Regions from separate parts of the Homo sapiens genome. Here region 1 is linked to region 2. The links are chromatin loops, found by intact Hi-C in ENCODE. Cell type or tissue: heart left ventricle. All regions are shown on one strand. Each heading gives the region's core, and the rest is flanking DNA. Links, peaks and the distances in the headings are about the cores only. Region 1 overlaps LARGE1 (LARGE xylosyl- and glucuronyltransferase 1). Region 2 overlaps LARGE1 (LARGE xylosyl- and glucuronyltransferase 1).

Region 1 (2,814 bases), core at 64-2,563, 91 kb before region 2:
CAGTTACAGTCCTCTGACTACTTTTCTATGGTGGGAACTTTATTATTCCATGTTTAACAGACAAGGAAACCGAGGCACAGACAGGCTAAGTTACTGGCCTGAACTTTCAAAGACAGTTAAGTACCAAGGTGGAATTTGAACCCAGGGGGACCTGACTCCACACTTTCCAGTGATCGTTGGGTGGAAATAGTGTCTTGCCCAAGATTTATTACCTAAAAATGAAATATATTTCAAAAAAGATACCCTCAAACTCTAACATTTCCAGTAAAAGCAGGACAAATACTCTATTTTATAATCCATTTAAAATAATAAACATAGCTGCAGTTCGTTGAGCAAATTGCTCCGTTTCAGCTGCCACGTGTTACATTGCCTTTCTGTTTGGGTCACGCCCTGAGACCTTTGTGAAAAAGTTGTGAGGTCAGATCAAAGCGGCGGCTGATGTGCTCCTGGAAGAGGAGGTGTCCTGGGGAGTGAGGACAGTTGCAGTAGCCTCTTAGAGGAGTGAAAACCTGAAGACCAGCTTTCTACCCTTTGTCTGCACAGGGTTTCCTTGAGGTGAGGCGTGCCTGTGGTCCTGGCCTGCTGTATCCCTCTAACCTCAGCATGTCTTAGGTCCTGTCCCCGGATTCAGTCAGGCTGTCACAAAGGACCGAGTTAGCCAGGAAAGAAGAGGTTTTGCGTTGGACAGAGGTAGGATGCAAAAAGCGGCCTGTGGAAATAATGTACCATTTTCTTATTTAAGTTCCCTGAGCAGAGGCAGGAGAATAGAGGACAGGAGGAGAAGAATAAAGGAGGAGGGAGGGAGGGGAAGAGAGACGGAGGAGGGGGAGAGAGAGGGAGAGAGAATACAGCCGGGTGGGGTGGAAGGAAGAAATATCAGGGTTGGGAGGTGAGAGGAGAAGGGATGCAGCCTCAGTGGGGGAGGAGGAAGAAGAGGTGGAGGAAGGTGAAACCAGTGACTTGTACTTGGCTTCTTGTGACATGGAGTGAGGAGGGCAGGGCAGGACCCAAGTGGGAGGCAGATCCTAGGCCTGGTGGAAAGGAGGAGGAGGAGGAAGGATGTGAGGTAGCAGACAGTGGGAGGGTAAAGAATGGCATATGAATCTGAGAAAGGATCATACAAGTTTTAGTGCCAGAATTGGTGATGGGGTGTTTTGGATGGGTAAACAGAGGCACGTTGTTGGACCCTGGTCAGTGGCTGTTTCCCAGGTTCTATGGTTGTGACATGCTATCTTCCTGGGTGGGTGAAGAGGCTGGACCCCAGGCAGACGAGCACGCTGAGTGCCACCTGCTCCATGCTTCCACTCGTCCTGTGTTGCCTGCCTGCATCTCAGCTTCCCGGAAGGCCCCAGGAGCGACACGGCCTTCAGGGCTTTCAGCCGGGGGCAGGAAGTGCTCCATCTGACACCATTCAGAACAGACTAGACAAATAACTCCACAGCATGTCTCATTAGGCCAGGAACACTCCAGCTAATCGAGGCGTGCCTTTGTCGTGCGCTGCTCGTGCCAGGGGAGTTAAAAAAAGAAATAGGCCTGATCCCAAGGGTGTGGGCAGGGCAGAGATAATAAACCCAAATACAAAGTCAGGCCACCCAGGAATGAGGTGGTGTGCTCTATCGGGGCCGGATTCCCCCAGCTCCAGATCATCTGGCCAAATCTGCACCCTCCTCCCGGGCCTCCCTTTTGCTGGGGATGGTTTGGGCAGAGGTGAGTGGGCATGCTTTCTGGTAAAAGGATCCGATTTTAATGTAAGAGGCTTGCTTGTGTGTTTTCCCAGCTAGTTCACTTCCATGGCTTTATTTATTTTTTTTTTTGAGACAGAATTTTGCTCTTGGCACCCAAGCTGGAGTGCAGTGGTGCAATCTCGGTTCACTGTAACCTCCACCTCATGGGTTCAGGCAATTCTCCTGCCTCAGCCTCCCGAGTAGCTGGGATTACAGGTGTCTGCCACCACACCCAGCTTATTTTTTTGTGTTTTCAGTAGAGACAGGGTTTTGCCATGTTGGCCAGGCTGGTCTCGAACTCCTGACCTCAGGTCATCCACCCGCCTCAGCCTCCCAAAGTGCTGGGATTACAGGCATGAGCCACCGCGCCTGGCCATGGCTCTTTTCCGTGCTCCAAATTCACTCAGTTTCTGGCTCTTCCTGCCAGTGTGCTCCATAAGACCAGCTCCCAGGGAGCCCTACACTTAGCGTTTGGTCTGTAAATTCCATGGGACTTGCTTCATAGCTGTAGAAACTCAGGTTCAAGGGCGTAAAGGATGTGTCCACAGCTAGTGTGTCGCTGGGGGGGTGGCGGTGTTGGTGGTGATGATGGGGATGGCGATGATGACACTGGTGATGACGATGGATAGCAGCTGCTGTGTATTTTCTTAGGAGCCGTGTTAAATTCTTTAATGGCAAAGATCGTGCTAGTAATAATAATAATAATAATAATAATAATAATAATAATAATAGATAGCATTTACTGCGTGTCTGCTCTGTGCCATGGAAGGTTCTCAGCACTTCTGGTACACTCAACCTGAGAATGACTCTGTGAAGTGGATGCTGGCGTGCCCATTTCACAGTGCAAATAATGAAGGCAGTGTCACGTCAGAGTCTGCATTCTTACTGCTAAGCCACGCCGCCACATGGCAGTCAAGACAGCGTGCTGTGTGTGGAGTGACCAGCCTCTGTGGGTGGGCGAGTGACTGGCTGAAAGGTTGACGTCAGAGCATGCTCTATTTTAGGTTCTTCAACTCGAAGGAACCCCCTCCATCACTCCCACCTCCTGCCACCCTAGTTCCTCATTCCTTTCCCCAATATTGTTTTCTTT
Region 2 (2,814 bases), core at 288-2,787:
AGGTAATCTTGGATCTGCCATGCACTAAAAGGGGAAAAAGAAAAAAGAAAGAGAGAGATTGTCTTAGTGATTTGGAACTGATTGGCCTTACCAACTTGGAAGCTCCTTTTAAACACATAGGTCCTTTTTAGAGCCCATTGAGGAAAGACCACTCTAATCTCCCTCTACCGCCCACTACTTCCACTACTTCCAGTAGAGCCTGGTGGTCAATAACCACCAGGGAAGTTAGAGCCCGTTCTGCAGCAGTGATTGTCAGAATCATGCAGTGGCACCAGCACTGCCATTCTCTTATCCTGCGACCATATCCTTGGCTGGGTTGCAAGCAATTTCTCATATGTAGTAGGCCACAATGGATACTTGTTTGATTAAATCAACAACAACAACAATAACAACAAAACACTGCTCTTCTGTCTGGAGAGTACTTTTAGTAGACACCTCTTCTTCCTTTCATGATAACTCTCCATACAAATTTGTGTTTTTTGAGATGGAGTTTCGCTCTGTTGCCCAGGCTGGAGTGAAATGGCATGATCTCAGCTCACTGCAACCTCCGCCTCCCAGGTTCAAGCGATTCTCCTGCCACAGCCTCCCAAGTAGCTGGGATTACAGGCACCCGCCACCATGCCCAGCTAATTTTTGCATTTTTAGTAGAGATGGGGTTTTGCCATGTTGGCCAGGCTGTTCTCGAACTCCTGACCTCAGGTGATCCACCGCCTCAGCCTCCCAAACAAATTTTTAAATATCTCAGCCTTCTAGTCCCTTTTCCCATGATTTGGCTATAATCTCAAACTGCTCTTGCAAATTTTTTTTTTTTCTGAAGAAACATAGTGCTCAAAGAGACTCTCATCACTCTGATGAGAGAGAAACAGATCCAGTGGATTAACGTGTTTTGCTAAGTGCTGTGATAGGAGACCTAGAAAACAAGCTTTTGGCCCTTTATATGATCTTGAGGGAATCTCCTGACCTTTTGGATACTTAGTCTTTTCGTCTGTAAATTGAGTACCATAGCATTTGTGTCACAGCATTACAATGCCAATTAAATCAGGCCGAAGCACTGTAGTGTATGGCCTGACACGCTACGGTCTGGAAATTTCTCAGGAAAAATAAGGGTGTGATGAGTGGAAGTGGAACACTCCCTCTCTCTCTCTCTTTTTTTTTTTTTTTAAACTTGATTTTGTTTTTTTGGAGACAGAGTCTCACTCTGTTGCCAGGCTGGAGTGCAGTGGCGTGATGTTGGCTCACTGCAACCTCCACCTCCCGGGTTCAAGTGATTCTTCTGCCTCAGCCTCCCGAGTAGCTGGGATTACAGGCACGCACCACCACGCCCAGCTAATTTTTGTATTTTTAGTAGAGACGGGGTTTCACCATGTTGGCCAGGATGGTCTTGATCTCCTGACCTCGTGATGCGCCCGCCTCGGCCTCCCAAAGTGCTGGGATTGCATGCATGAGCCACCGCGCCCAGCCCAATTTGATTCTTTATTTTGGTAGTAGCTAATCTATGTGATGAAGCCCTGACTCTTCATTGTTCTCGTGTCACTGATGTAAAACAACAACACATTTAAATGTGTGTTTAAAATGTACAATTCATATAATGTACAATTTAGTGGTTTTTAGTATTTTCACAAGGTTGTGTGATTGTCACAACGAATTCCAGAACATTTTCCTCACTCCCAAAAGAAACCCCATATGCATTATCAGTCACTGCCACTCTCCTCTTATTCTAGCTCCTGATAACCATGTTCTGTCTCTGTGGATTTGGACTGGGAGAGACATAAAGGATAGGGGCTACTCTCCCTCCCGTCTTAAATGCGTCTCAGTCATGAACCTTGCCATATTTTAGTGCTTTAAACATTTTTAAAAATAGTTGATTTGAGGAGGAGGAGGATAAAACAAACAGCAGAACCCAAAAAGAAGAACTCGGACTCCAGACTTAATTCTATCCTTTGCCCTCTGGCTAACTTTGGATATGCCAATTCTTTGTCTGAGCCTCATTTTCCCCATGCAGATAATTTACATTGTATTAGAGAACTACCTCCTCCCCAAGCTCTCTTTCAGGCTTAAATTCAGTGATCTTGAGTCTGTGTGTGTGTATATATATATATGTATATACACACACACACATTGATTTTCTTTTACCATGTGCTGGTTCTTTCAGTCTCTTGCTGCTTTCTGTTATCCACGGAGCTGGCATTGCTTTCTATTTTTATCAGTGTACTATTTAAATATAGAAATAAATATCTTATGTATATCTATTTGTGTGTGTGCATAAAGCAGTGGAATTTATGGACTAATGCGGTCACTTACGTAAATTACTTAGCACGGGGTTTGGCACATACTAAGTGCTAGATAAGTATTATTTGCTAGGTGAGTGATGGGTCACCCTGGGGTAGACCAGTTGACATTTGCTCATATGGAACTTGTTCAGTGAATTGTCCTAAGTGATCACAGCTGGAAGCTGCCTTGGTCTTTGGATGGGGCTTCTGCTGTCTGCATTCTTTCCTCTTTGCTTTCACTAGTTTCTGGAACACGTCAGTGTGAATTTTTTTTTAAGGCAGAGTCTCGTTCTGTTGCCCAGGCTGGAATGCAGTGGTGCAATCTTGGCTCACTGCAACCTCCACCTCCCAGGTTCAGGTGATTCTCCTGCCTCAGCCTCCCGAGTAGCTGGGATTACAGGCACCCACCACCATGCCTGGCTAATTTTTGTATTTTTAGTAGAGATGGGGTTTCACCTCATGTTGGCCAGGCTGGTCTTGAACTCCTGACCTCAGGTGATCTACCCATCTTGGCCTCCCAAAGTGCTGGGATTACAGGTGTGAG

Evidence for each region. Hi-C counts contacts between places; a loop is a spot of excess contacts. Peaks named below come from ENCODE experiments on the same cell type or tissue, not always from the same donor. Only the 100,000 strongest peaks of a DNase experiment are listed, where the experiment ranks them.
Region 1: it touches region 2 in a loop (2.3-fold over the local background); 3 of 110 quality-filtered maps call a loop at or near these places.

Annotation. Positions count from the first base shown.
Region 1 is chr22:33,872,001-33,874,814 of GRCh38, reverse strand. All of the region lies in intron 1 of LARGE1 (LARGE xylosyl- and glucuronyltransferase 1), which reads left to right. Among named protein-coding and RNA genes, the nearest start is that of LARGE1, 47 kb to the left of the region's middle. In heart left ventricle, for the core only: no CTCF peak of the experiment used is centred there; a DNase peak (open chromatin) is centred at 1,462; H3K4me3 peaks cover 429 bases; H3K27ac peaks cover 1,811 bases.
Region 2 is chr22:33,781,232-33,784,045 of GRCh38, reverse strand. All of the region lies in intron 1 of LARGE1 (LARGE xylosyl- and glucuronyltransferase 1), which reads left to right. Among named protein-coding and RNA genes, the nearest start is that of LARGE-AS1, 58 kb to the right of the region's middle. RefSeq lists an enhancer at 858-1,358. In heart left ventricle, for the core only: no CTCF peak of the experiment used is centred there; no DNase peak of the experiment used is centred there; H3K27ac peaks cover 1,726 bases.